Linked DNA regions of Homo sapiens: region 1 is linked to region 2. The links are chromatin loops, found by intact Hi-C in ENCODE. Cell type or tissue: heart right ventricle. All regions are shown on one strand. Each heading gives the region's core, and the rest is flanking DNA. Links, peaks and the distances in the headings are about the cores only.

The links. Peaks named below come from ENCODE experiments on the same cell type or tissue, not always from the same donor. Only the 100,000 strongest peaks of a DNase experiment are listed, where the experiment ranks them.
Region 1: it touches region 2 in a loop (2.4-fold over the local background); 4 of 110 quality-filtered maps call a loop at or near these places.

The regions. Positions count from the first base shown.
Region 1 is chr15:56,596,507-56,612,426 of GRCh38, reverse strand. LOC105370832 (a long non-coding RNA gene) reads left to right here and starts at 6,831. Exons shown (of 4, transcript XR_007064652.1): 1 at 6,831-7,051. In heart right ventricle, for the core only: no CTCF peak of the experiment used is centred there; no DNase peak of the experiment used is centred there.
Region 2 is chr15:56,496,178-56,512,097 of GRCh38, reverse strand. LOC105370832 (a long non-coding RNA gene) reads left to right here. Exons shown (of 4, transcript XR_007064652.1): 2 at 15,025-15,185. Among named protein-coding and RNA genes, the nearest start is that of MNS1, 39 kb to the right of the region's middle. In heart right ventricle, for the core only: no CTCF peak of the experiment used is centred there; no DNase peak of the experiment used is centred there.

The sequences.
Region 1 (15,920 bases), core at 2,879-10,878, 100 kb before region 2:
GGTACAATATTCTACATATATCTGGTAGGTCAATTTTCTTAATTTTGTTATTCAGAACTTTTATATCCTAACTGATTTTGTTTGACTACTTGTTCTATCAATTACTGGATAAGGTGAGTTAAAATCTTCTACTCTGAATTCATTTCTTTTTTCAGGTCTTCAGTTTTTGCTATATTTCAACCACTGATAGTTTTTCTTTTTGAGAATATCACATAAATGAAATTGTTACAGGAAAGGCATCCCGATCCAGACCCCAAGGGAGGGTTCTTGGATCTCATTCAAGAAAGAATTCAGGGCGAATCCACAGTGCAAGGCAAAAGCAAGTTTATTAAGAAAGTAAAGTGATTAAAGTACAGCTACTCCATAGACAGAGTAGGGCATTCCCGAAAGTAAGAGGAGGAACACGTCCACCCTAGGTACGATACTTGTCTATATATATAGGATAAAAAAAATCATTGGGAGATGTGCTCTGCTACAAGGGTTTGTGATAAAGGATTAATTTTCTTAATTACTGTATTTTACAATAATCGATATTACCATTAAAGCAAAACTAGGAATGCTTCTCTTCTCAAGATAGCAGGATATCAGGACACTCCCAAGTCTGGATCTGTTTAGTAAACATTATCCATCTGTTCCCTTAACCGTAAACATCTAGAGGCTAGGAATACATTAGTTTCTAGGAATGCAGCCCAGCAAGTCCCAGCCTCAGTTTCCCAGCCCTCACTCAAGACGGAGTCACCCTGGTTCGAACACCTCTGACAGACTGATACATTATGTAACACTTTGAGACTTTGATTCAGCATAAGGTCTATGAGATTTGTACAAGTTGTTGCATGTATCAATAGTTCATTCCTTTTTATTACTGAGTAGTAATCCATTCTATAAATAATATGTTTATTCATTCACCATTAAAGGACATATGGTTGTTTCCTGTTTGATTATGAATAGAGTTGGTATAAACATTCATGTACATATTTTTGTGTGACCATATGTCTTAATTTCTGTTGTAAATACCCAGGAGTAGGATTGCTGGGTCAAATGGTAAGTGTATGTTTAACTTACAAGAAACCAGCAAGCTGCTTTCCAGAGTAGCTGCACAATTTGCATATTCACTTTTTACTTGGAATCAATATTTTACTTCAACTGGAATGTAGAAACCTCACCCACGTATGTTCTTTTATCCTCCATGCTTTACATTATAGTTGTCATACATATTACATTTATATTCATTAAAAGCCCATTAGATAATGTTACGAGTTTTGCTTTCAGCCATCAAATATATTTTAAAGAACTCAAGAGGAGAATAGTCTGTTATAGTTACTTAGGTAGCCACCATTTTCGTTGCTCATCCTTTATGCATAATATACCAAGTTTCCTTCAGGTACTATTTCCTTTTGGCTGAAGACATTTCTTTATAATTATTTTAGAGCAGATCTGATGACAACAAATGATCTTAGTTTTCCTTTTTCTAATGATGTCTATTTCATCTTAATTCTTAAATAATTTTAATAGTCTATAGAATTTTAGGTGGACAGATTTTTTTCTTTGTTTGTTTCTGCACTTTAAAAAATGTGCCATTTCATCTGAGTCTCTCTGGTTTCTGGTGATAAATCAGTAGTCATGTGAATCAATGTTCTTTTCTATGATAAGGCATTGTTTTTCTTTGGCTACCTTCAAATTTTTTCTTTGTCTTTAGTTTTCAGCAATTTGATTATGGTGTTATCAAAGTCAAATAAAATGATAGAGATGAAACTCTAAAGAAAATGTTTTATTTGGAAAAACGGAATTACCATTCAGGGCATGTACACAGACCAGGGTGGTCTTTGGTATCTTCAAAGAGCAGAGAAAAGGTTGGGGGTTTTATTAGAGAAATGTTATGTATTGTTTTGTAAGAAAACTCATTGGCATTAGGAAAGTTTTTGGGAGCTCATAAGCTCTGATTGGTGAGTAATGATGGGTAGGTAAAACTAGGCTTAAAGTCATGGCAGTTCATCTTAGCAGCTACTAGGTAAAAATAGTCTTAAGGTTGTAGCAGATCATTTTGGCAGTTGGCTTAGGAGACAGTCCCTGGGCAGGCACTTGTGCCCTGAGTGCTTTTCTTTTCTTTTCTTCCCCTGGTCTCCTGACTCTAATTTAATTGGGCATGATAACTCCAATTCATATAATCAATTCTCACAGTGTTTGGTTGTGGATTTGTTTGGGATTTTTCCTGTTTGAGATTCACTGAACTTCTTGAATCTGTAAGTTTATATCTTCTGCAAAATATGGGAGGAGTTTTTTGCTGTTATTTATCCTCCCCCTTTTTATTGTGGTAAAATATACAGAAAATAAAATTTACCACTTTGACATTTCTAGTGTATAATTCAGTGGCATTTAGTATATAAACAATGTTTTATGCAACCATCACCACTATTTTGAGAAATTTTTCATCATCCCAAACAGAAACTCTCTACCCATTGAGCGATAACTCCCCATTCCCCCTGCCCCTAGTACCTAGTAATTTCAATTCTATTAATCCTTTCTGTCTTTATGACTTTGTGTATTCTAGATACCTTATAAAATATGTGTTTGTCTTCACGTCTGAATTATTTCACTTAGCATAAGTTTTTCAACTTCATGTTGTAGCATGTATCAGAATTCATTCTTTTTTTGTGGTTGAGTGATATTCCATCGTACATATATATCAAATTTTGTGCATTCTGTTTGTCCATCTTTTGATGGACACTTTAGTTGTTTCCACCTGTTGGCTATTGGGAATAATGGTGCCAGGAATATTTGTGTACAAGTATCTGTTTGAGCCCCAGTTTTCCATTCTTTGGGGTATATATTGAGCAGTGGAATTATTGAGTCATATGGTAATTCTATATTTAACATTTTGAGGAGCTGCCAAACTTCCCATAGTGGCTGCACCATTTTAACTTCCCACCAGCAATTTACAAGGGTTCCGTCTTGGGTGCGCGATGACTGTCTGGGCTGGTGGCACAGAGGTAAAAGAATTTACCAAGATAGTTGTAGGTAAAGAAAGGCAGATTGGTTAAAGAAAGTATAAAAGTACGTTGCCAGGGAGCTATAGGTGGAATCAGCAGAAGAGTAGCTGACTGCAAGGAAACAAGGAAATAAGAACAAGAATGCTTCTTATGCTGAAGAGTGCTACAGGCAATACTGATAATGCTAAGGTTGCAGTGAGCTAACTTGCAGGTGTCTGATGATAGTTGGACCCAGGAGGGCAATGTGTAGTGGACCATGAAGAAAGGCAGACTTGAAGCTTATCTGCTTTCTCTTTTTGCTTTGCCTTGGTGTCCAGCCAGCCTGACTCCTTTTCCCTAATTATGAATCCACAGGTTCCAATTCCCACATCCTTGCCAACACATGTTAATTTCAGGAATTCTGGGAGTAGCCATTCTAGTGGATGTGAAATGATATTAGACATTATTCCTTTCTCCTCTTTGTCAGTCTCTGATAACACAAACATTAGACCTTTGGTACTGTCCCACAGGCTCCTTAGGTTCTTTACTTTTTTAAGAAATATTTTCTTTATTTTCGGATCAGGTAATTTCTATTAACCTATCTTCGAATTCACTGACTCATTTTTTTGTCATCTCCATTCTGCTATTAAGACTATCTAGTGAGATTTTTTTAAAAAAATTTAGTGATTACATATTTTTTTCAGTTCCCAAATTATCATTTGGTTCTTTATGTCTTCAGTTTCTTTGCTGAGACTTTATATCTTTTTATTCATTTTAAGAGTGTATGTCCTTACTTCCTGGAGCACCTTTATACTAATAATAGCTGCTTTAGCATTTTGGTCAGATAATTCTAACACCTGTGTCAAATCAGCATTGGTGTGTGTTGATCATCTTTTTCTCATGTGAGCTCAGATTCGCCTAGTTCTTCATATACTAAGTAGTTTTGGAATGTATCCTGGAAATTTCAAATATAATGTTAAGGGACTCTGGGTTTATTTAAATCCTATGGAGAATGTTGATATATTTGTTTTAGTAGGCAATTGACCTTATTGGGTTCTGGCTGCAAATTCCAACCAGCTTCTGTGGGTTGTGGTTTCAATGTCAGTTTCATTTTCAAAGCCTTCAGTTTTATTCAAATTTGTCACACATGTATGCTGCTCAGTGGCCATTCTGAAACCTGGCATGTGGTTTATCTCTTAGTTTAGTTCAGTCTTTGGTATGTTGGTTTATGATCAGAACCACACATGCATCCCTCAGAAGTGATACCAGAAATTCATAAACAACATTATCTGGTAATTTTCCAAAGATCCTCCCTTTAGGTATTTTCCCCAGTAACTTCCAGTCCCTTAAGCCTCTTTTTTGATCTTCCATCTGTAATACTGTGGCTTTATTTACCCCCCATCCTGCCCTACATTTTTCATGTCTGCACTCATATCCAGGGATAAGTGGAGGGAAGTTAGAATTTAAAAAGAAATGGTGTTCACCTCACTCTCTTGAGACTATAGCACCTCTGGAAAGTAACCCTCTCCCTCTCAGAATTTTGGTGCTCCTGTAGCTATCGGGAGATCTCTATCTTCTTCTTTGATCCTGAGTAGAAGGCTTCTCTGGAAGCTTTCTCTAGCTATACCAATACCTATCTCCACATTATAGATTGCCTTAAATCCACACTGAGAAATACTAAAGGGGGGTGAAAAGGGTCTATTCACTACCAGTTAGGTCTACTCCACTTCAAATTTCGTTGTTCTTTAGTCTTCATACTATTATCTTGTATTCACAGTCCTTCCACATTGTTATATGCATTCTGTCCAGGTTTTGTAGCCGCATTCAGTGGGAGAGTCAAAGTGGAGTGTGCTTACTCCACCTTACCCGGAACTGCAACTCTTAAAATAATTTTATAATTAACATCAATAGTAAGGGAGACTATGCATAAAACAAATAAACAAAACCTAACAAATTTGACATGTAAGCACTCTCACTGCCAGGCCAACATGTTGTTTAAAACTGTCCATAGAAATTGAATCTAAGTAGAGAAATTTCAGGTAGAAGCAAACTTTATAATTCCACCAAACCAAGAGCAAGTCAAGAATGCCTTCTATGATACTCTGGCTTCTTATTTTTAGGATGCAGAAAAGCTGCTCTGGCTAGCTTAAGAAAAATAGTTGCTCTGGCTAGTTTAAGAAAAATAACTTACTAATCAAGTATTATAAGAAGACACAAATACCTAAATCAGAAATGAAAGTGGGGACACAACTATTGACCTTTCAGAAGTAAAAAGGATTATAAGAGAATACTCTAAACAATTGTATGCCCAAAAAAAGATAACCTTGATGGCATGGACACATTTCTAGCAACAAATTACCAAAACCGACTCAAGAAGAAATAGAAAATCTGAATAGAGGTATAACAAGTAAAGAGAGTGAAACATTAACCAAAAACTTCCCAATGAAGGTAAGTCCAGGGTCAGATGGCTTCATCAGTGAATTATACCAAACATTTAAAGAAGAATTAGCACCAATCCTCAATTTTCCAAAAAGTAGAAGAGAACACTTACTAACTTGTTTTTGATGCCAGCGTTACCCTGATACCAAAATCAGATAAAGACCTCACAAGAAAAGGAAGTCACAGAGCAATATCCCTAAGTAATATAGATGTAAAAATTCTCAACAAAATATTAGCGAGCCAAATCCAACAACATATTAAAAGATTATATACCATGACCAAATAGGATTTATCCCAGGAATCCAAGGGTGTTTTGACATGAGAAAATAAGTGTAATATACCATATTAATGGAATGTAAAAACGCCACATGATCATCTCAGTTGATGCAGAAAAAATACTTGACAAAATCCAACACTTTTTCATGATAAAAACTTAGAAAACTCACTTTGGGAGGCTGAGGCGGGCAGATCACGTGTTCAGGAGATTGAGACCATCCTGGCTAACACGGTGAAACCCCTTCTCTACTAAAAATACAAAAAATTAGCCAGGCGTGGTGGCAGGCACCTGTAGTCCCAGCTACTCTGCAGGCTGAGGCAGGAGAATGGTGTAAACCCGGGAGGCAGAGCTTGCAGTGAGCCAAGAACGTGCCACTGCACTCCAAGAAAACTAGGAATGAGAGGGAACTTCCTCAACATGAGAAAGGGCAATTATGAAAAACTCGTAGCAGAAATCATACTCAGTGGTGCAAGACTAAAATCCTTTTCCCCAAGATCAGGAACAAGACAAACATGCCTGCTTTCACCACAGCTATTTGACATTGTATTGGAAGTTTTAGCCAAAACAGATAGATGGATGGATGGATAGATAGATAGATAGATAGATAGATAGATAGATAGATAGATAGATGAAAGATAAAATGGCATCCAGATTAAAAAGGAAAAAGTAAAACTATTCACAGATGATATGATCTTATATGTAGAAAATCCCAAATAATCCACAAGAAAGCTACTAGAGCTAATAAATTCCGTAATTTGTAAGATACAAGATCAACGTGCAAAAATCATTTGAGTTTCTGTATACCACCAATGAATAACCCAAAAAGGAAACCAAGAAAATAATTGATATGGTTTGGCTCTGTGTGCCCACCCAAATCTCATGTTGAATTGTAATGCCAAATGTTGGAGGTGGGGCCTGGTGGGAGGTGTTTGGATCATGGGGATGGTTTCTAATGGTTTAGCATCATTCCCGCAGTGCTGTCTCATGATAGAGTTCTCACAAGATCTGATTGTTTAAAAGTGTGTAGCACCTCCATCTGCTTGTGCTCTTCTTCCTGTTCCAGGCATGTAGGATGTTCGTCCTTCCCCTTCACCTTCCACCACCATTGTAAGTTTCCTGAGGCCTCCCTAGCCAAGCTTCTGTACAGCCTGTGAAACTGTGGTCAATTAAACCTCTTTTCTTTGTAAATTACCTATTCTCAGGTAGTTCTTTATAGCAACGTGAAAAGAGACTAATACAACAAACAATCTACTTACAATAGATCTGAGAATAAAATACCTGGGAATAAATTTAACCAAGAGGTGAAAGACCTGGACACTGAAAACTACAAAAAATTGCTGGCAGAAGTTAAAGAGGAACGAATTAAATGGTAAGACATACCGAGTCCATGGATTAGAAGACTTACTATTGTTAAGATGGCAATACCCAAAGCAGTCTACAGATTCAATGCTATCCCTGTCAAAACTCCAATAGCCTTTCTTTTCTCAGGAATGGAAAAGCCAATATTCAAACCTTTATAGAATTGTAAGGGGCCCCAAATAGCCAAAACAGAATAACAAAGTTGGAGGGCAAACACTTCTTGATTTCAAAACTTACTATAAAGCTACAGTAATCAAAACAGTGTGGTGCTGGCACAAGAATAGACATATGAATGTACTTAATACCACTGAATTGTACACTGAAAATGGTTAAGAGTAAATTTTATCTTACATATATATAGCAACAAAAAATGAAAAAAATCTGCCATACCTATAGGTTTATTTCTGGATTCTCAGTTCTATTCCATTTATCTATATGTCTATTCTTGTGACAGTTCATCTCCAGAATTCTTGCATCTAGTAAAAGTGAGACTCTATACCCGTTAAGTAATTACTGTACATTGCCCACTTTCCCTATCCCCTGGCAATCACAATTCTATTTTCTACCTGTTTAATTTTGACTATTCTAATACCTCATAAAAGTGGAATAATGTAGTATTTGTCTTTTTTGTGACTGGCTTATTTCACTTAGCATAATGTCCTCAAGGTTTATTCATGTTGTAGTATATGTCAGAATGTACTTCCTTTTCAAAGCTGAATAATACTCCGTTTTGTATATCCATTCATCTGTTGATGGACACTTGGGTTGTTTCCATATTTTAGCTATTGTGAATGATGCTGCTGTGAACTTGAGTGTACAAATATCTCTTCAAGACCCTGGTTTTAATTTTTGCGTGTAAGAAAGAGTGAAGCTATATAAAAATAAACCCAGTGCTCTTGCTATAGTCTAGAAAGAGGAATTGCTGTGGTTAGGATCCAGGCTTCCCAATTTTAAGCCTTTAAGGGTTAAAACTAGGACAGCTATTGACCTAGAACATCCTAACACATAATAGGCATTCAATGAAGGGCCGATTGAATAACTTAACTTGAGAAAGGCAATAGGATAGGCTGAAAGTAGCAGCTTGATGATGAATGTTGTGGCTTTCAGAAGCATGGTTACTGATGCCAAGTTATTATTGATACATTAGGATAAATTTAAAACCTAATTCTCGAGGCTACCTGATGCCACTAGCAGAAAACAATCAGTCCTTTCCTAGGATAGATGGTGGGAACCTTTACCACTAAAACATTATTTTCAGACTAAACACAAGGCTTCTAAACCTACTTCCAGATTACAACATCAATAAATAAAAAGATATGAATTTATTGCTGGATTCAACCAACAATTAAACTCCTGTAGTAGTTAAACACACTATCTTATCCTAAATGCCAAAAGTGTTTTCAGGATGAGGAAGATGAAGCAGCATGGGTTTAAAACTTGGTTTTGGTTATTATTATTAAAGCCAATTTATGGGCAGTGCTTTTCTAGAAAAATAAAAACTTTTTTATTCTCAGAACTTTGTTACTTCACTTCACTAATGTGTCAAGTAAGTATTACTGGACCATATCAACTCTTCTTGAAGTATGTACCACACCTTGGTTCTAAGGCATGCAAACAGAAATTCTGTGTAAATAAGAATTACCTGGAAAATAAATAAATATCATTACATCTGGATTAGGCAACAATAGGTGAGTTTCTGTATTTCAGAATTTCTCAGCATGAATCTACAAGTGGGATGTATAGTATATGGCTTCCTATAAGGTTATTTGACTTTTTATTTTTGAGAAAGATTTCTCAAGAGTAGAGCTCCTCAAAACAAATTTTGATAAATACTATTCTGGACGATTAGCATTTTTAGGAGCTGGGAAACTGTGGCCCATGGACCAAATCTATATGCTGCCTGTTTTTGTACAGCCTGCAAGCTAAGAGGAGTTTTTACATTTTTTAATGGTTCAGAAAAAACAGTATATCTTATGACACCTGAAAATTACATAAAATTTAAATTTCAGTGATGAATGCAAATGTATTAGCATACAACTATGCTCATTTGCTCACATATTGCCTATGGCTGCTTTTACACTACAATGGTAGAGTTGAGTAGTTGCAACAGAAATCATATGTGTCACTCTTATTAATTCACACTGCTGCTGAGTGCACTATAAGTCACAGTAATGTAGGTATAACGGGATAGAATTCCAAGTGTACCACCATACCACAATATTTTTTTTTGTTACTAGTCTTACCAATCATGTCAAAACAAAGGAAGGGAATAGTAGACTCTAAATGTCATGTTTTAAAGACGCAGTGAAGTGTGGATTATTTTGCTGTCAAATTAGATGGCAAAGTGTTGTATTTATCATGGAATAACATTAGAGTTGTGCTATAAGAATGTAGTATACATCTGCTTGCTGGACTAAACACTTATCATGATATTCCCAACTCTCAGGAATACAATGGTCAGAAAAATTAAAAAATTTAAAACAATATTTTATTATAACATAACTTATTTACAAAGAAACAGTGAAGGAGACTGTAACCAAAGTGAGTTTCCAAGTGGCTCGTTTGTTAGTCACATGAAGAAAGCCATTTACCACTGGTAGGTTAATTAGATTGTTTGATTGCAAGAGAGAAAAAAATGTGTCTAGAGAAAATTATTTATGACTATTAGGCTTATGGTGAGAACAGTTACTTGAAGAGAAGAAACATCAGTAACAAACTAAAGAATAAGGGCAAATGATTTCAAGTTGTTTTCCTTGACTGGATGAGTCCACAGATCATATTGCTGCTGATCATTTGTTTATTCCTAAAGACAATGCCAAATTTGAGGTGAAATAAGTATTAGACTCTTTATATAGAGAAACTACAGGTGAGATTTATTTTCACAGAAGTTGGGAAAACATTAATTCAGTAAAATCTGAAGTGGAATCTACTAAGATGTGTTATAATGGATGGTGGTAAAAACATCTGGAGCAGGCAAAGGCTTTGGTTGACAAATTTATAAAGGTTGTGAAAGTGTAAGTTGATTAAAGCCTTGGTTTTTCATTGTATTACTCATCCGTAGGTATTTTGAGGAAAATATTTGAATCTATCATGTGATATTGAACCGGTAGAACAACAATGAACTTCATTTGCTCTTGTGGACTTCATTACTTCCAAGAATTTTTGTCTGAAGTATAAGTTGAATACTTAGATTTTCCCCATCAAACAGTAGTTTTATGGCTTAGCAGTGGTAAAGTTTTACTGTGATTTTTGAGCTCAGGGCTGAGATTGCAATTTTTCTGAACAATAAGAACCACCTCAACCAGTATATCAAACACTGAATGGCTTTAGAAATTACCTTTTGCAGCAAACTTGATAGTTGTTTAATAAATTCAACCCAAAATTACAAAGCAAAACAATGCTTAGGATGTGAAACTTATACTGAATTAAAGTCATTTTGACAATTAATTTTTAAATCATAAAAAATGACAAGTAGCTTTATATACTTCCCATGCTAGCAAAAATTGAAACAAGAAACAAGATCTTCAATACTATACCATTTGCAGTAGATATATTTTCCAAGCTCAAACTGCCTTTCCAGTAGAGTTTTTGGGACTTTGATGCAAGTGCAAAGGGAATTTCCATATTTTGAAATTAATTTAACGGTGAAATTGAGGAGCTTCCACCTAACCGTTTAACTAGAAAGTGATTAACCTGCAATGTAATGACATGCTAAAATGAGATTCTGTAAATGCCTTCCAAATGATGAGTATGTTCAATAAAAGTCACATGAGTGGCTCAATATTAGTATTTTATAGTAGTTACTGTGTATAAAAAGATATTTTTAATGATGAAATACATAAAAGCTCATCACAAATTAGCATTAACATATAAACAGTTGCAAATGATTTTTATGATAGGGAACACTAACTATGAATCCCAATTTAGCAAAAATATTATCCCTGCCATTAAAAAAAAAAGTTCAGTTCTTCTCACTAGTAGACAACTATAACAAAAATTTGTACTCAATTTTTATTATATTTTGATTTTCATCAATTAAAAATTTGTGGAAATTTGTTTTCCCTCTTGTTACATAAAAATCTGTACAGTATCTTCAATTTTGCCTGTTGGCCCACAGAGTCCAAAATATTTACTATCACAACTTTTTATTAAGAGACAAGGTCTCTGTCTGTCACTGAGACTTCAGTCCAGTGGTGCGGTCATAGCTCGCTGCAGCCTTGAACTCTTGGGCTTAAGTGATCCTTCTCACCTCAGCCTCCTGAGTAGCTGGGACTACAGGCACATGCAATTGTTTCTATGTTTTGTAGAGATTGGGGGGGTCTCACTTTGTTGCCCAGGCTGGTCTTGAACTCCTGGCTTCAAGTGATCCTCCCATCTTGGCCTCCCAAAGTGTGGGATTATAGGTGTGAGTCACCACACCTAGCCACTATCACACCTCTTGACCCATAAAAAAGCCTTTACAAAAAAGGCTTGCTGAATTCTTAAACAGACCATTGAATTAGAATAGGAAGCCCAGAGCAAAAACATGCATAGATGGATGAACCTGGATTTAGTAAAAGGTGGTACTGCAGTTTAGAGAGGAAAGAAAAGTCTATTCAGATGAAAAAACATAAACTTTACCCTACCTCACATCATCATGAAAACAATTCAGGGTGGATTATAAATCTATGTGTGAAAAACTAAATAATAAAACTTTGACAGATAATATAAAAAGAATGTCTTTATGACTTTGAAATATAGAAAAGTTTCTTGAACAGAATACAAAAAGTATTAACCATAATTGATAACTGATAAATTATCAATTTTATATATAATTGATAAATTATCGATTATATATAAGAAATTATATATAAAAGAAAATTGATAAATTTTACTATATTATAAGATCCAGTTATCAAAATATACCATGAAGAGAATAAAGAGGCAAGTGACAGTGTGATATAGTTTGGATGTTTGTCCCTCCAAATATCATGTTGAATTGTGATCCCCAATGTTAAAGGTGGGTCCTAGTAGGAGGTGTTTGGGTCATGGGGGAGAATTCCTCATGAAGGGCTTGATGTCCTCCCCCGTGGTAATGAGTGCATTCTTACTCTGTTAGTTCACATGGAATCTGGCTGTTTAAAAGAATCTAAGACCTCCCTCTTCTCTTTCCTGTTCTTTCTGGTCATGTGATACACCTCGCTCTTTACCTTCCAGCATGATTGTAAGCTTCGTGAGGCCTTCAACAGAAACAGCCACCAGCACCACACTTCCTGTACAGCCTACAGAATCATGAGTCAAAATAAACTTTTCTTTATAAATTACCCCCTCTTAGGTATTCCTTTACAGCAATGAAAACAGCCTACTACACAGTGCTTTAGATTTAAATTGACAAATCTGTGACAGCAAAAGTTTCAGTAAGTGGCCCTTGTAGGTATCAAGTTCCATTTCAAAAGGATAGCAATCACAAAGCTCAAGGTTTACAGAAAAGAGAGCTAACAATCTTACCTTTCCTAGTTAGTAGAATTTATAATAAATCTAGAATACAAATTCTCAAATATGAAACAATTTATAAAATGAGCAATGACTTGTTCTTATTGCTATTAAGCAGTACTTTGAAAAGAACACAGTAGATGGTACTAGAACTAAGATGTTCAAACATTTTACAAATAAATTATGCATTTTTCATTCATATTATACCAACCACAACATTTTAAAGGCACTAGTTCTATTAGATACAAAATTAAACCTGATTAAATTGAAAAGAAAACACATTACAATGCAATTATCCATGTGGCTGTCATTTAGAGCCCTGGCTCCACTGAAATAATCATTAGAATAGTAAATAAACCTCAACAAAACCAGTGTGCTATTTTACATTAGTAAATGCGTTAGCTTTATTGTAGCTGGTGGGCAAAACAATTGATGAAACTCCTGGAGGATGACACATTTCACAGTGAGATGTTTTTCCATCCTTTATCTGATAAATATAGGAACCATCAGCAGTTTAAATGTGGCCAGTTTAGGTCAATAAAAACTATGAATATACATTTTTTAAGTTAGTATTTCAAATTCAGTAATAGAATCCAACAGACAGATGTTAATGTGCCTCAATCAAATTCTTCTATGGCTTTTATATATAATTGCTGAAATAATCATCTGATGACTAGAGTATTAGTCATAACAATTTTTCTCATGTAACCTAATCCTTCATTTTAAAAAGAGTTTTTAAAAATTGGCCAGCGCTGTGGCTCAGGCCTGTAATCATAGCATTTTGGGAGGCTGAGGCGGGTGGATCATCTGAGGTCAGGAGTTCGAGAACGGCCTGGCCAACATGGTAAAGCCCCATCTTTACTAAAAATACAAAAATTAGCCGGGTGTGGTGGTGCATGCCTGTAATCCCAGCTACTCAGCAGGCTGAGGCAGGAGAATCACTTGAACCTGGGAGCTGAAGGTTGCAGTGAGCTGAGATTTTGCCATTGCACTCCAGCCTGGGCAACAAAAGCTAAACTCCATCTCCAAAAAAATTAATTAAAAAAAATGTTCTTCGCACAGGGCAATTTTGGAACTTATCCCACTGTCTTTACTTCATAGTATGTTATGTACCTAATATTTAATTCATTTAGTCATTCAATAAACAAATTATTGTTTGTTTTGGAGGATTCCAAAAAAATATTTTGTCAGATATTAGAAGACAGAAGACTCATATAATATTCACAACCTATTTATTATGTACCAAGAACTATACTAAGAATTTTGTGTGTATTATCTCTCAATTTTGTTTGGAAAAACTATTGTAATGATTTAGGGATGAAGAAAGTAAGCCTTAGATAGGTTAACTCAAAAACATCTAATGCTGGGGTCCGAGATGAATGTTCTTTCACAGGCAGTTGAAACCAAAGTCTAAATTTGGAAAAATTTTGCTTACCTATTAGGGAAGACATGTCATATATTTTAAGACTTCACTGATACATAAAACAAACAGTGGCTAAAAATATAACTTGATTATGACAAGGAATCTAAAACCAATTGAATAAAATTAGTTAAAATAGTTGATCACTAAAATGTATGAGTGAGCCTAAAATCATATATTAATCCAATGAAAACATTAAATTATGTTAACTGTTCCCATTGATAGATATGGTATGTCTATTTGTTCAAGATTTGTTTTATGTCCTTAGATAAGACTTTAGAATTATCATATGGTCCTAAAATTTTGTTAAATGTTTTCTTAGTTATTTACTACTTTTTAATCCTATGGTAATGGAAGTTTTTCCAATATCCATTTCCAATGAGTCATAAAACCTATTGGTATTTGTATATTCATCCAGTATTCAGCCATTTTGATACATTTTGTCAGTAGTTCTTGGAGTTCTTCACTGAGTTTTCCAAGCATGTCATCTGCAAATGGAGATAATTTCCCCCTTTTTCAATATTTATATTGAGTATTTTAGTTTTTTTATTTCATTAGCTGGAACCTCCAAAAAAAAAAAAAAAAAAGGTCAAATATACGGTAGACATTTACCATCTGGAGAAAAGCCTATTCAACATCTGAACCATTTCTTTGTTGAGGAATTTTTTTTTGCCCTGTGAATCGGTTAAGCTTCTCACTATATGAGCAGAAAAAGTCAAATGCTTTACCTTCCCAACCCCCTTTGAGCTAGGATATTGGCAATTGAATTAGAGTCAGCAAGTCAGATGTGCCTGCTAAGGAGTCTGAGATAATAAACCCAAGATGCAGGTACAATGAAGAATTAAATTTTTGACAGTGGCACAGCATTCTTCTTCCAGGGAGTAACACTGCCTGTGCCACCATCTGCAATTGAATAGGGAATGCTTCCCTGCAATCTGTGGAATATGTCCTCAGTCTCAGAGCAGCAGTGTCCCTCCAGACTGATTCTGTAGCATGAATTCTATGTAATTCTGGCTGGCTGAACTCCCCTTTTTCCTGTCAGTTTTCCGTGCCCGGTTCGCCAGCCTCGCTGGCAATTCCACGAGCCACGTGGAATATTCTTTAAAAAAAAAATCATTGAGGTGAAATTACATAAAATTAATTATTTTCAAGTGAAGAATTCAGTGGAATTGATTCTACTCACATGTTGTTCAACTGCTTCCTCTATGGCATCTCCAATACTCCAAAGTAAAACCCTCTTACCAATGAAGCAGTTTTTCCACACTGTCCACTCGCCCCAGTTCCTGCAAACCACCAATATGCATTCTGTCTCTACAGATTTATCTATTCTGGATATTTTATTATAAACACATTTTTAATTATAAATATATGATAGTTGTACATATTTATGAGGTACATGTGATTTTTTGATATAGACATACAATGTGTAATTATCAAATCAGGGTAATTGATTTATCCAATACCTCAAGCATTTATTTCTTTTGGTTAGTAACATTCCAATTCCACTTTTAGTTATTTTGAAACATACAATAAATTATTGTTAATTATAGTTGCCCTACAAATCTTATTCCTTCTGTCTAACTGTATTTTTGGACCAATTAACCATCCCTAGTATAGTCACCCTACTGATCTATCAACACTAGGTCTTATTTCCTGTATCATACTGTATGTTTGTACCCATTATTCAACCTATTTTCATTCCCCCACATCTTTCTGGCCTCTGGTAACCAATCTACGTCATGACATCTTTTTTAGCTCTCACATACGAAGGAGAACATGTGCTATTTGTGTTTCTGTGCTTGGCTTATTACACTTAACATAATAACCTTCAGTTCCATCTATGTTGCTGCAAATGACAGGATTTCATTTTATTTTAAGGCTGGATAATATTCCATTGTGTATATATACTACATTTTCTTTAAGTATTCATCCACTGATAGGCACTTCGGTTGATTCCATATTTTGGCTATTGTGAATAGTGCTGCAG
Region 2 (15,920 bases), core at 3,998-11,997:
TCCTTCTGAAACTATTCAAATCAATAGAAAAAGGGGGAATCCTCCCTAACTCATTTTATGAGGCCAGCATCATCCTGTTACCAAAGCCTGGCAGAGACACAACAAAAGAAGAGAATTTAAGACCAATATCCCTGATGAACATTGATGCAAAACTCCGCAATAAAATACTGGCAAACCGAATCCAGCAGCACATCAAAAAGCTTATCCTCCATGATCAAGTGGGCTTCATCCCTGGGATGCAAAGCTGGTTCAACATATGCAAATCAATAAACATAATCCAGCATATAAACAGAACCAATGATAAAAACCACACGATTATCTCAATAGATGCAGAAAAGGCCTTTGACAAAATTGAACAACGCTTCATGCTAAAAACTCTCAGTAAATTATGTATTGATGGGACATATCTCAAAACAGTAAGAGCTATCTATGACAAACCCACAGCCAACATCTACTGAATGGGCAAAAACTGGAAGCATTCCCTCTGGAAACTGGCACAAGACAGGGATGCCCTCTCTCACCACTCCTATTCAACATAGTGTTGGAAGTTCTGGCCAGGGCAATCAGGCAGGAGAAGGAAATAAAGGGTATTCAGTTAGGAAAAGAGGAAGTCAAATTGTCCCTGTTTGCAGATGACATGATTGTATATCTAGAAAACCCATTGTCTCAGCCCAAAATCTCCTTAAGCTGATAAGCAACTTCAGCAGTCTCCGGATACAATGTCAATGTGCAAAAATCACAAGCATTCCTATATACCAATAACAGACAAACAGAGAGCCAAATCATGAGTGAACTCCCATTCACAATTGCTTCAAAGAGAATAAAATACCTAGGAATCCAACTTACAAGGGATGTGAAGGACCTCTTCAAGAACTACAAACAACTGCTCAATGAAATAAAATAGGATACAAAGAAATGGAAGAACATTCCATGCTCATGGGTAGGAAGAATCAATATCATGAAAATGGCCATACTGCCCAAGGTAATTTATAGATTCAATGCCATCCCCATCAAGCTACCAATGACTTTCTTCACAGAATTGGGAAAAACTACTTTAAAGTCCATGTGGAACCAAAAATGAGCCCCCATTGCCAAGTCAATCCTAAGCCAAAAGAACAAAGCTGGAGGCATCACGCTACCTGACTTCAAACTATACTACAAGGCTACAGTAATCAAAACAGCATGGTACTGGTACCAAAACAGAGATATAGACCAATGGAACAGAACAAAGCCCTCAGAAATAATGCCGCATATCTACAACTATCTGATCTTTGACAAACCTGACAAAAACAAGAAATGGGGAAATGATTCCCTATTTAATAAATGGTGCTGGGAAAACTGGCTAGCCATATGGAGAAAGCTGAAACTGGATCCCTTCCTTACACCTTATACAAAAACTAATTCAAGATGGAGTAAAGACTTAAAGGTTAGACCTAAAACTATAAAAACCCTGGAAGAAAACCTAGGCAATACCATTCAGGACATAGGCATGGGCAAGGACTTCATGTCTAAAACACCAAAAGCAATGGCAGCAAAAGCCAAAATTGACAAATGGGATCTAATTATACTAAAGAGCTTCTGCACAGCAAAAGAAACTACAATCAGAGTGAACAGGGAACCTACAGAATGGGAGAAAATTTTTGCAATCTACTCATCTGACAAAGGGCTAATATCCAGAATCTACAATGAATTCAAACAAATTTACAAGAAAAAAACAAACAACCCCATCAACAAGTGGGCAAAGGATATGAACAGACACTTCTCAAAAGAAGACATTTATGCAGCCAAAAGACACATGAAAAAATGCTCATCATCACTGGCCATCAGAGAAATGCAAATCAAAACCACAATGAGATACCATCTCACACCAGTTAGAATGGCAATCATTAAAAAGTCAGGAAACAACAGGTGCTGGAGAGGATGTGGAGAAATAGGAACACTTTTACACTGTTGGTGGGACTGTAAACTAGTTTAACCATTGTGGAAAACAGTATGGTGATTTCTCAGGGATCTAGAACTAGAAATACCATTTGACCCAGCCATCCCATTACTGGGTATATACCCAAAGGATTATAAATCATGCTGCTATAAAGACACATGCACACGTATGTTTATTGCAGCACTATTCACAATAACAAAGACTTGGAACCAACCCAAATGTCCAACAATGATAGACTGAATTAAGAAAATGTGGCACATATACACCATGGAATACTATACAGCCATAAAAAATGATGAGTTCATGTCCTTTGTAGGGACATGGATGAAGCTGGAAACCATCATTCTCAGCAAACTATCGCAGGGACAAAAAAAAACAAACACCGCATGTTCTCACTCATAGGTGGGAATTGAACAATGACAACACGTGGACACAGGAAGGGGAACATCACACACTAGGGCCTGTTGTGGGGTGGGGGTAGAGGGGAGGGATAGCATTAGGAGATATACCTAATGTTAAATGATGAGTTAATGGGTGCAGCACACCAACATGGCACATGTATACATATGTAACTATCCTGCATGTCGTGCACATGTACCCTAAAACTTAAAATATAATAAAAAAAAATTGAAAAACAAAACAAAAAAACTTTAGAGTATGTGCTATGTGGCAATGAGGAGAATGTATATTCTGTTATTTTGTGTGGAGAGTTTTGTAGACATCAGGGCCATTTGATCGAGTGCTCAGCTCAGGTCCTCAATATCTTTGTTAATTTTCTGTCTAATATTGTCAGTGGGGTGTTAAAGTCCCCCACTATTATTATTTGAGACTCTAAGTCTCTTCAAGGTTTCTAAGAACTTGGTTTATGAATCTAGGTGTTCCTGTGTTGGGTGCATATATATTTAGGATAGTTAGATCTTCTTGTTGAATTGAACTCATTACCATTATGTAATGTCCTCCTTTGTCTTTTTTTAAATCTTTGTTGGTTTAAAGTCTGTTTTGTCAGAAACTAGGTTTGCAATCCCTGCGTTTTTTGGTTTTCCATTTACTTGGTAGATTTTTCTTCATCCCTTTATATTTTAGCCTATCTGTGTCTTTGCATGTGAGATGGGTCTCCTAAAGACAGCATACCAATGGGTCTTGGTTCTTTATCCAGCTTGCCACTCTATGTCTTTTAATTGGGACATCTAGCCCATTTATATTTAAGGTTAGTATTGATGTGTGGATTTGACCTTTTCATCATGATGTTAGTTCGTTATTTTGTAGACTTGTTTATGTGGTTGCTTTATAGTGTCACTGGTCTGTGTACTTCAGTGTGTTTTTGTAGTGGCTGGTAACAGTCTTTCCTTTCCATATTTAGTGCTTCCTCACTGAGGAAGCTCTTGTAAAGCATGTCTGGTGGTAACAAATTCCCTCAGCATTTGCTTTTCTGAGAAGAGTCGTATTTCTCCTTCACTTAGGATGCTTGGTTTGGCCAGACGTGAAATTCTGGGTTGGAATTTCTTTTCCTTAAGAATGTTGAATATTGGCCCCTAATCTCTTCTGGCTTGTAGGATTTCAGCTGAGAGGTCTGCTGTTAGTCTGATGGGCTTCCCTTCGTTGGTGACCTGCCCTTTCTCTCTAGCTGCCTTTAACATTTGTTCTTTCATTTTGCCTTGAAGAATCTGATGATTATGTGTCTTGAAAAAGATCTTCTTGTGAAGCACCTTCCTGGAGTTATCCGCATTTCCTGAATTTGAATATTGGCCTCTCTAGTTAGGTTGGAGAAGTTCTCATGGATGATATCTTGAAATATATTTTCCAAGTTGGTTCCATTCTCCCTATCTCTTTCAGGTACACCAAGCAATCATAGATTCAGTCTCTTTACATAATCCCGTATTTCTCCAAGGTTTTCTTCATTACTTTTCATTCTTTTTTGTCTATTCTTGTCTGCCTGCCTTATTTCAGAAAGGCAGTCTTCATGCTCTGAGATTCTTTCCTCTGCTTGATCTATTCTGCTATGAATATTTGTGTTTGCATTATGAAATTCTTATAGGGTGTTTTTCAGCTCTGTCAGGTCAGTTACATCCTTTATACTGGCTATTTTGTCTGTCAGCTCCTGCAATGTTTTATGATTTTTTTAACTTCCTTGCATTGGGTTACAATGTACTCCTGTAGTTCAGTGAACTTCATTCCTATCCATATTCTGAATTCTACTTCTGTCATTTCAGCCATCTCAGCCTCAGCTTGGTTCTGAACCCTTGTTGGGGAGGTGATGTGGTCATTTGGAGGAAAGGCACTCTAGCATTTTGAGTTTTCAGCATTCTTATGCTGATGCTTTCTCATCTTTGTGGGTTTAGCTACCTTCAGTCTTTGAGGTTGCTGACCTTTAGATGGGTTTTTCTTTTCTTTTATCCTATTTGATGATTTTCAGGGTTTGGTTGTGGTATAAGATGGATTCAGCCAACTGGCTTCATTTCTGGGAGATTCTAGGCAGCCAATGCTCAGCTCCCAACTCTTGGACCACCTGCTCTGTCTCTGGAATCTTGTATTGGGCCCTGACTTTGTTCTCTGGCTCCTCAAAATTTGGAGTTTACTGTACTTGGGGGACCAAGGTGTGGCAGCTGCAGCAGAGTGCTAGCAGATGTAAAGGTACCTGCCTGCCTGTGGATGTTGACCACAGTGGCAGAGGCAAGGTAGCTGGTGGACAGCAGGGGGCCCCTGCTAGATATTGTGTGCACTGTTGTACTGGAGATGGTGTTGGATTGGGGTGGGGTGTAAGCCAGCACAGGTCTGGGTGCCTTCTCTGTGCTCTGCTAGCAGGAGTGATTTCTCAAGGTGTGGGAGGATCCCCTGTTCTCTGCATAGTTATTAGGGCAAGGGCAAGGCACTGGCAGGGGAGGGGATTGCTGGCTTTGTGCCCACCAAGGATCCGTCTGCAATGGTGGTCAGCGGGGTTGGCAGGGCATACTGCACCCCTGTGTGCTGGTGGAGCAAGTAAAGCAAAACCTGCCCTTGTAGACATGTGCCAACAATGTGATGTGGGGAGTTTCTGTGGGCCCAGAGGAAGCTGCAGTATGAGAAGGGAATGTGTGGGCTGGTGTACAGCCATAGTGGCTGCCTCACTGGAGCTCTCCAATCAGTCAGGCATGGTCCACCTGCACAGAAGCCATGATGTGGGGCCCCAGGGCACTCAGGACTGCCCTGTAAGTGTAACCAGGCTGGGGGCCCAGGAGAGTCCAGCAACCCAAGGAGTGCTCATGTTGGACCAGCCCTATCTGATGTGCAAGACCGCTGATATGGCTTGGCTGTTTCCCCACCCAAATCTCATCTTGAATTGTAGTTCCCATAATTCCCATGTGTTGTGGGAGGGATGCTGTGGGAGACAATTGAATCATGGAGTCGTTTTCCCTCATACTGTTCTCATGGTAGTGAATAAGTCTCATGAGGTCTGATGGTTTTATAAGGGGTTTTCCCTTTTGCTTGGTTCTCATTCTTTCTTGCCTGCCACCATGTAAGATGTACCTTTTGCCTTCCGCCATGATTGTGAGGCCTCCCTAGTCCATTGAACCTCTTTTTCTTTATAAATTACCTCGTCTTGGGTATGTCTTTATCAGCAGCATGAAAATGGACTAATACAACTGCCCTGCAGAGATCAGGTCTGACAGTTCCCCTAAGGCTAAAGTCTCTTCTGGATCAACTTGAGCCTAGAGGGATGGCCTTCCCTGGCCATGCTCTGCTACAGACGTTCCTTCACCAAAGCCTCTGAGCTCCACATTAGCTGGATTGCTGCCCCACCACTTTGCTTGTCTTCTGGGGGCTCCACTCCAGAGAGATGTGAGTCAGCAATCACTCAGTGCTATCAGCCCAGGATGGAGGATCTGTGCTGTGGGCCTAAGCCACAGGTTCCCTGTGTGGTGATGAGCAGTGGAGGGTATGTGGGACCTGTGAAAGACAGACTGGCCTCCTCTCCCTGGGTTGACTGCAGTTCATTGGAGGTGTGGATAGGGCATTTGGGGTCTTTGCTCCTTCATTAGTCCAAAGGTGACCAGGACAGTTCTATTGCAGAGACAGTGGCAGAGAGACTTTCAGTTGCCCCTGGAGGCTCTGTCCAGGGAGTTGACGAGTTGCTACTGGCTTGAGAGCTCTGCGGGGGGTGGGTGGAGGCCCAGGCCTGGAGGACCTTCCCAGTGAGGAGATATGGGAATGGGCACCCATGTAATAGACTGACCACTTTTCCATAGGACTGCTGCGGTATGCTGGCGGTCCGCTCCAGTCCCTAGTTGACTCAGATTTTCCAGTACCTGGAGTTATCACTAGTAAAGGCTACAAACAGCAAAAATGGAAGCCTGCCTCTCTCCCTGGGAGCTCTGTCCCAGGGAGGTATGGATCTGTGGCCGGCCCGAACACATCTGTAGGATGTGGCTGGAGATGCCCAGTGAGGATGAACGGGATGAGGGGCCTGCTTTAAAAAGTAGTCTGGCCACATCTTTGTAGAGCAGCTGTGCTGTGCTGGGGGTCTGCTTCAGCCCCTAGTCATCTTGGACACTCCAAAGCCTGAAGGCTGAAACAGCTAAGTTGGCCAAACAGCAAGGATGGTGGCCCACCTCTCCCCCAGGTCCCTTGGAGTTCTATCCCAGGGAGGCACAATGCTGCTACTGGTGGATGGCTGGAATTCCAAGCCAGCGGGTCTTATCCTGTGAGGGGCTATGGAAGTGGGACCCAGAGACCATTGCTGCTCAGCCCTAGATTCAGTCTCTTTCCTAGGGATTTGTGTGGGGGTCTAACCTCCCACTTTTGTGGAGTTGCAGCTACTTTTGCTGGGAAGCCCAGAAAGCTGGAGTAGCTAAGGCTCCCAGGTCTCTGCATGTGCCTGAGAGGCTGTTCTCTCAAGACCCCACATGCCTCTATGTGTCAGACTGAGGGCCCTAGCAGAGTGGGTTCACAAGTGTATTTCCTGACCTGGGGGTTGCAAAGACCTGTTGGAGAAGCATGGGCTCCTGGGATTGCACATTCACTCACTGTTTCCTTGGGTGAGGGAGGTTCCCTTGGCTGCATGTCGTTCCCAGGTGGGCTGTCATCCTGCCTTGCTTTTCTGTTCTCCACGGTTCAATTTGTTTCATTAATTAATCCCAATGCATGTGTTAGGTTGGTGCAAAAGTAATTGCAGTTTTTGCCATTACTTTTAATACCTGGATGTTTCAGTTGAAGGTGCTGTATTTACTCACCTTTTCCATTCCTCTCCCTGAGAGCCACACACTAGCTGCTTCTAGTCGGCCATCTTGGTCACTCCCCCTTTATTTGATTTTTATATATGATGAGAAGTAGGGGGTCTAGTTTCATTCTTCTACATATGGTCATCTAGTTTTCTCAGCACCACTTACTGAAAGACTGTCCCTACCCCACTGTATGTTCTTGGTGCCTTTGTCAAAACTGGGTTGGCTGTGAATGCATGGATTTACATCTGGGTTCTCTTTTTTATTACATTGGTCTATGTATCTGTCTTTGTGCCAGTACCACACTGATTAGGTTACCATAGGTTTGTAGTGTAGTTTGAGGTCAGATAGTGTGATGCTTCAGGTTTATTCTTTTGATCAGGATTGCTTTGGCTAATTTGGTAACTTTAGTGATTCCATACAAATTTTAGGAATGTTTTTTCTGCTGTGAAGAATGACATTGGTATTTAATAGCAATTGCATTGAATCTATAGATTGCTTTGGATAGAATTGTCATTTTAACAATATTAATTTTACCACCTCATGAGCATGAAATATCATTCCATATTTTGTATATCCTCTTCAATTTCTTGCATCAAAGTTTTTTGTAGTTTCCCTTGCATAAATCTTTCACTTCTTTGGTTAAATTGCTTTCTAGGTTTTTTATGTTCTTTGTAGCTATTATAAATGGGATTGCTTTTTTTATTTCATTTTCCAATTGTACTATTGATTTTTGTATGTTGATTTTGTAACCTGCAAACTTACAGAATTTATCAGTTCTAATAGTTTTCTTAGTAGAGTCTTTAGGTTTTTCTAAGTTTAAGATTATGTCATTTGCTAACAAGGCTAATTTGTCTTCTTCCTTTCAACTTTGGATGTCCTTTATTTCTTTAGACAAAATGCTCTTTCCAAGGCTTCCAGTATTATGTTGAATAAAAGTGCTGACAGTGGGCATCCTTGTCTTGTTGCATATCTTAGAGGAAAAGCTTTCAGTTTTTCCCCATTCAGTACAATGTTAGCTGTTGGTTTGTCATGTATGGCTTTTATTATGTTGAGGTATGTTCCTTCTATACTCAATTTGGTGTGGGTTTTATCACAATAGAATTTTATTGAATGCTTTTCAGCATCTATTGAAATGATCATGTGGTTTTTCTTCCTGGTTCTGTTAATGTGATATATCATGTTTATTGATTTGCATATGTTGAAACATCCTTCATCTCTGTGATGAAGTCTCACTTGATCATGGCTAATGATCTTTTAACGTGTTCTTGAATTCAGTTTGCTAGTATTTCATTGAAAATTTTTGCATCTGTGTTCATCAGTGTAATTGGCCTGTAGTTTTCTTTTTCTGTTGTGACTTTGTCCAGTTCATTGATTTTTTTTTTAAGAGATACGTTTCACTATGTTGCCTAGGATACACTCAAACTCCTGGGCTCAAGAGATCCTCTCACCTTAGCCTCCTAAGTAGTTGAGACCACAGGCATGTGCTACTGTGCTCAGTTTGTCTGGTTTTGGTATCAAGGTGATGATGGCCTTGTAGAATGAGTTTGGAAGTGTTATCTCCTCTTCCATGCTTTTTAAGGAGTTTGAGTAGATCGGTATTAATTCTTCTTTACATGTTTGACAGAATTCAGCAGTGAAGCCATTAGATTCTGGGCTTCTCTTTAATGGAGAACTTTTTATTATGGCTTTGATCTTATTACTTGTTATTGGTTTGTTAAAGGTTTCTACTTCTTCATGATTTAATCTTGGTGGTTGTATGTGTCTAAGGATTTATCTCTTTCCTCTAGGGTTTCAAATTTGTTGGTGTATAGTTGTTCATAATAATCTCCAATTATTTGTATTTCTGTGATCTCAGTTATATCTCCTTCACTTCTGATTTTATTGATTTGGGTCTTCTCCCTTTTTTTCTTTGGTAGTCTAGGTAAAGGTTTATTGAGTTTGTTGACCTTTAAAAAACCAACTTTTTGTTTCACTGATATTGTGTATTTTTAGTCTTAATCTTATCTAGATTTTTGTATATTATATGTCCATTTCCATTCATTTCAAGAAATTTTTAAATTTCCTTCTTAATTGCTTCATTGACCCAGTGGTTGTTCAGCAGCATATTGTTTAATTTCCACGTGTTTGTATATTTTCCAAGGTTCCTCTTGTTATTGATTTCTAGTTTTATTCCATTGTGTTCAGAAAAGATACTTGTTATAATTTCTTTGTTTTTGAATTTAAGATTTGTGCCCTAAGATATAATCTAGTCTAGCAAATATTCCATATGCTGATGATAATATTGTGCATTCTGCAGAAGTTGGGGGAAATGTTCTAAAAATGTCAGTTAGGCCTAACTGATGTTTCTTTGTTCATTTTCTCTCAGATGATCTGTTCGTTACTGAGAGTAGGGTGTTGAAGTCCCCTACTATTATTGTATTGCAGTCTATCTCTCCCTTTAGATCTATTAATGCTTGCTTTATGTACCTAGGAGCTCTGGTGTTGAGTGCCTAGATATTTATAATTGTTATATCCTCTTGCTAAATTGACCCCTTTATCATTTTATAGTGACCTTATTTGTCTCTCTTTATAGTCTTTGATTTGTAGTTTATTTCATCTGATAGATATTATAGCTACACCTGCTCTTTTATAGTTTTCAGTTGCATGGAACATCTTTTTCTACCCCTTTACTTTCAGTCTATGTGTCTCTTTATAGATGAAGTGAGTTTTTTGTGGGCAGCATATAGTGGGTCTTGTTTCTTTATCCATTCAACCATTGTTTGGCTTTTAATTGGAGAACTGAGTCCATTTATGTTCAATGTTATTATTGATAAACAAGGACTTACTACTGCCATTTTGTTGTTTGTTTCTGGTTGTTTTGTAACTCCTATTTTTTCTTTCTTCCTTACTGTTTTCCTTCATCGTTAAGTAATTTTCTATGGTAGTATGTTTTAATTTGTTGCTTTTTATTTTTAGTAAAGTGATAATAGGTTCTTGCTTTGTGATTTCCATGAGGCTTACAAAAAACATCTTATAGATATCACAAGTTATTTGAAAGAGATGCCAACTTATCTTAGATCATGAAGAAAATAATATAAAAAAAGAAATAATGAAAAAAGTCCTCTATACTTTATTCTCCCCTAACCATTTTGACTTTATTTTCTATCAATTTACATATTTTTATTTTGTCTATCTCTTGTCAGGTTGCTGTAGGCATTATTGTTTTTGATAGATTTGTCTTTTAGACTTTACACTAGACTTAGGAGTGGATTGTACATCATAATTACAGTATTAGAGTCTGCTGGGTTAGTCCATGTACTTAATTTTACCAGTGGGTTTTATACCTTCAAATAGTTTTCTTTTGCACATTAGTGTTTTTTTCTTCTTCCAGATTGAAGAACTCCTTTTATCATTTCTTGTTAGACAGATCTAGTGTTGGTGAATTTTCTCAGCTTTCTTTTGGGGAATACTTTAGCACTTTTTCATATTTGAAGGATAGCTTTGCTGGATACAATATTCTTGCATAGCAGATTTTTTATTCCAGCATTTAAAAAATGTCATCCCTCTTCTTACTGGCCTCTATGGTTTCTATTGAGAAGTCTGTTGGCAGATGAATTGAAGCCCCTTTATATGTTATTTGGTTAAGTTTTATTTTTTTCTCAGTTTTCTTAAGATGGCTATTCTGAATTCTTGGTCAGAGTTCACATATTACCATCTTGTTAGGGTCAGTCACTCATTCCTTGCTTTGCCTATCTGAGGACGTTGTGATTCCCATTTTGCTATTGTTTCTTGTGCATGTATATCTATGTCTTTGCATTGAAGAATTATTTATTGCCATCTTCTCTGTCTGGCTTGTTTTTTTCTTTTTTATTGGATATGTTTGCTTATAGAGTCTTTGTAATTTTCTTGTTGATTTTGTTTTTAAATTTTTATTCCTGCTAGGTTGCTGCTGCTTACCTAGTACTAGATTGAGCCTTAAGCCTAGGTTTGCTTTGGTTCTAGGAAACATTCAGAATGCCACCCATCTAAAATAAGGGAGGTCCCAAAGGGGATATCCTAGTAATGTGGGAAGGCTGGCTTTTGCACAGAGGACCTGTGGAATGGAGCTCCTACAGCACGATGCTGCTGAACAACCTCTGTGACTTGGCATCTCCTTTGGTTGAGTTACAAAGAAGTTTCCAGGGCTGGGAATGGTAGTCCCACTTCCCCCTTTGTCTCTGGCTGTCCTGAGGGATAGTCTCCCTTCAGGTACTGTCAGTGCTTCCTGTGAGTTGAGGCAAGGATAGATCTCCTGCCTGAGAACCCAAGATGGTGGAGAAGCTGATTGTTCACCTCACTCTGACTTTTTTTTCAGTGTAAAAAACCATGAATCAGGGAGAAATTTTTTTGTGTACTTGGTGCTGGGGGGCAGGGAGCAGCATAACAGGTGCTGTACATATGGAAGCCTGATTCTCTTAACATCTTCTCATAGTTTTTTCACTTCTTTGTGGCCCTGGGAACTGTCTCATCCTCATATTTGAGTTCTGGAACTTTGTTGGTGATAATCTTGGCACTGTATATTTGATTTTGGGTTTCTCCGGGGGACAAGGAAATGGAGTGAAACCAGCTTGTTTTGATGCTACATTTGAAACCAGAAGTCCTCTTGATTTTTTTTTTTTCTGAACAAAAGTTGGCCATTCGGACTTAAAATATCTTGATCCAGAGTTGAGTGAGTGTCAATGAATCGAGATTGGACATAGGGCTGGATGAAGTCGGGAGGAGTCGTTTTTGTTGTTGTTTTTAACCTTCTGTATCCAATTTGAAGTATGCTGAGAACTTATCCTTTATAGAGGCATGTGTTTTATTTACAGTCGTTGTGAGAAGAGTGGAAGTGCAGGAAGAAGCAAGTGAGGCTTGGCTGAAGGCTTCTTCACAGTGGATGAGAAAGTTAAAGAAAGTTCTTTCAATTTAGGTTCTATGGGTGGTATATAGACTGGAAAAAGGCAATGTGTATATGTATATGTGAATGTGCAAGTGTGTGTGTGTGCATGTGTGTACCTTTTGTGAACTGGAACACTAGGACATCAAACTACCTTACTTTGGGACATCTTGGACATTGAGAAACACAAAGAGAGGGAATACTTTGTTATCACCTCCAAACTGCTACTGCCTAGATAAAATGAGAAAGCTCTGTGCTTTGGTTGGCAGAAGTGGCTATTTAAATTGGAACCCCCTTTTTTTCATAGTTCATGCTTTGTGTGAACTAATATAAAATTTACCAGAAATGTAAACGAAGGCTACACATTAATGGGTGGTTGAGCCTGCGACTAATATTTTTTAATGCATGTGAGCATTCCTGAGGCTCTCAGAAATATTTTGGGACGTGAACTTTTTAAAAAACCAGATAAAGAGAAGAGGGACTCAGGGCCATTCTAGTTTGGCTATTAAATGTTAATATGACTTGAGTTGTACTCATGGGATGGTGACTTACTGGTTTTTGCTTTGTTTGCAACGAGCTCTTGCTCTGTTGCCCAGGCTGGAGTACAGTGGTAATAATAGCTCACTGCTGCATTCAACTCCTGGGCTAAATTGATCCTCCCATCTCAGCTTCCTGAGTAAGCTGGGACTACAGGCATGCACCACCATGCCCAGCCAATTTTTGTATTTATTTATTTTTTTGTAGAGACAGGATCTCACTATGTTGTCCAGGCTGATCTTAAACTCCTGGCCTCAAGTAACCCTCCCACCTCGGTCTCCCAAAGCTGACATACTGGTTTTTATGTGTGGGTGTATTACCACATTATGTGTATTTGGAAAATAAATATATAACATGTATATCACTTTTTTTTCACAATGGCATACTGCTGTGTTAATCTGCTTCATTTATTCAACAATATGCCATTGATATAGTCTAACAGTCGATGAAAATTTCTAATAATAATCAGAAAGAATTAATACATTTGAAATTTTTAGGTATTCACCCACTACTAGTCTGTCTGATGAGGCCCAATTTCCTTAGCAGGGAAGTTTCCAAACATTTAAATATGCAAATGTATAAAGGCAAATGAGATATCATTTAATTTGTTTATTGTCTTACAGTGAAAGAGAGCAAATGAGCAAGTTGATGCCTTTATGGCAATTATTTTTAGTATGATTTCTTTTGTGCTAAGGTGTAGCTGAAGGCAAACCTCAAATTCTAGCATGAACATGCAGCAGCAATAACATGAATATTTTAGGGGCTATGCGATTCTTTTTGTGGGTTATGGTTGGAAATAAAATTTTAAGTTACAACTCCTTTGGCAAATGTGTAATAAACTACTGGGACTAAGTCAGAATGTGTTTAAGTTCTCAGCCTCAGACCTGTTTCTATGAGACCCAAGTCCTGGGTGTCCAACATTTTCCATAATGTGACCCTCTTTCCTATTATTCTAGATTAATCTTTTACCATTCACCCCACTTAATACAACCCTGCACCTCCCTCTAGTCATATGAACTTACCTGAACAGGACATGTATTTTCATAGTTAAGGAATGTGACCAACTATCTTAAAATACCAGGGCCAGCAAACCTGCAATACAATGGCAGCAGCAGTGACAAACTCAGAGTGACTGGCTGTGCTCAAGAGCAGTGGCCCACACGACTTCGGTCATGGGTTTGATCCGCACCATGGCAGCTCCATTTCTTCTGTGCTTTTCTACCACACTCCACGCTTAACTTCACCTAGTCATCTGTAGACTGGTTCTGTTGGTCAGAATGGGGGCCACATAAAAGCCCTGGCTTCAGCAAATTTCAAAGCCCTGTTCCAATGAACAGTCATGGAAATTCAAAGGGAGATGTTATTATTCTTGAGGAGAACTAACCAATCTCTGTACTAAACCTATTTAAGGATGTTTTCACCCTTCCAAAAAAGAAAACAACAACAAAAAAGTACAGAATGTCTGTGTTTAAGGCATTTCAAGAATTAATGAACCTCATTCTCTTGTTCTTACCCAAGGCACATCGCTGCTTAAAACCACAAAGTGCTGACCTAGCCAGTGGTTCCAGAACCCAGGGCCTCAGCACAGCATTTTAAAGCCTCATCCTCACAGTAAATTACTATTTTAGTGATAGTCCTGGTAACATATGGCAAACGGAAAACACTTTCTGTAGATTAAACAACGTAGTTTTCATTAATGGTTTACTATGTACTTGAGACCTTAAAGAGATTTAACTAATTCTTCATTTGGTACAGTTGCTGCTGAATTATTTAAAACATCTCTTTCCTGCTTTAACTTAGAATTTGCATTAGAAAGTATAATACCAATTAAGACTCCTCCATTGCCTCAAATGCTCTAAAAATAATTGCAAATGAAATCCTAATCACACATACATTTCTTTCCCTGTGACCTCTCGGTTATTGTAAGTTTAAGCAAAATAAATGAACAATACACAGAATTTGCAGACGAAACAGCCAGAAGGTTAGGAAATTACTTATTAAGGTAACGAAAAATTAAAGACTAGTGGATGGCTTTTTGAAGTGCCGGAGACATGTGGTTCAGAGTTCTACATTTAGGTGGAAAACTCAGTGTTTCCATTTGACTAAGATATGTTGAATTATCTCCAGAATTACATAATGTAAAATATAAATGTAACAACTTACACTTATTTACAACCCCAAATTAAAAATGGCGGCTCAGTTGGCTGATTTGAGTTTTATTTACTATGATAAATAATCAAAAGTGAAAATTGGATGCCAGGCATAACTTTGGCTGACCATGTCTTGTTTGCTTATTTTTTGCTTAGCTTGTGTTTCTCTTGCCCCCTCTCCACTTTCTCCTCATGGTATGAAGTTTAAATATTGACTTTAAGCCTGTCTCAGAGGACTTCCTCAAGGTAGACCCAAACTATATCACATTCCTCATAACTACTTCTCTGGTTACCTTCCTAAAGGCAACGTCTACCTAGAATATCTGCTTCTCGCTGCCACATGTTCCTTCCATTCCATTCCATGAAGTCTACTTAACGAGCCCCTTCAGTAGAGAAGTTCTCAACGAATCCCTTCTGGATCCAGGCATTCTGATTACTGTATTATGACTGTGCACTCTACCCAGGTACATGTCAGCTTTCCTAAAATAGTCTGCAAATCTTGTTTTGAGTTACTTTTGTGTTACGACACATTTTCACTTGGGTACATGCCGGCAGATTAGTACACTGTGCTTACCATTTACCACCGAAGAAACGATACTGCTGGACAACAGGGAGCTTAGAATATCAATTTGAATCAGAGTGCCATCTACTGGTACAAATGCTACAATACTATCAGCAGGATTACATGATGCTCGATAAGCATTCAATATGTTTACACCCACACATACACATGAATTGTTCTCACAGTTTGATTAAATAATAAGGAATATGCTATATATATAAAATGAATACTTTGCTATCACCTTTAGTAATATCTATGTTTTTGAAAAACATACAATGATGACATGAGAAAATATTTCCATTTGGATCCTCTAAACAAAACTGTCATCTCCAAAAGATGGGTGTGAATTCTGGACTATTCCCTCTGGTTATTTTGTAACTTAGATTTTTAAATATTTATTGAAAATCATATTTGAAATAAGGAACTGAAACAATGTACAATGAAATGTCTAAATGACATTAAGTTCCTAAACAAGTAGCATTGTGTTGTGAAGAAAACTAGTTTTTGTTTTTATTTAAATCCAGGAACTTAGTTCTTTTATAAGGTGAGCCATCCCTACAGGACTGACTACACCTTTATGTCACGAATGGCTGAGAAAGCGTGATTTCTCAGCACAAAGGAATGTGGAAGGACTTTA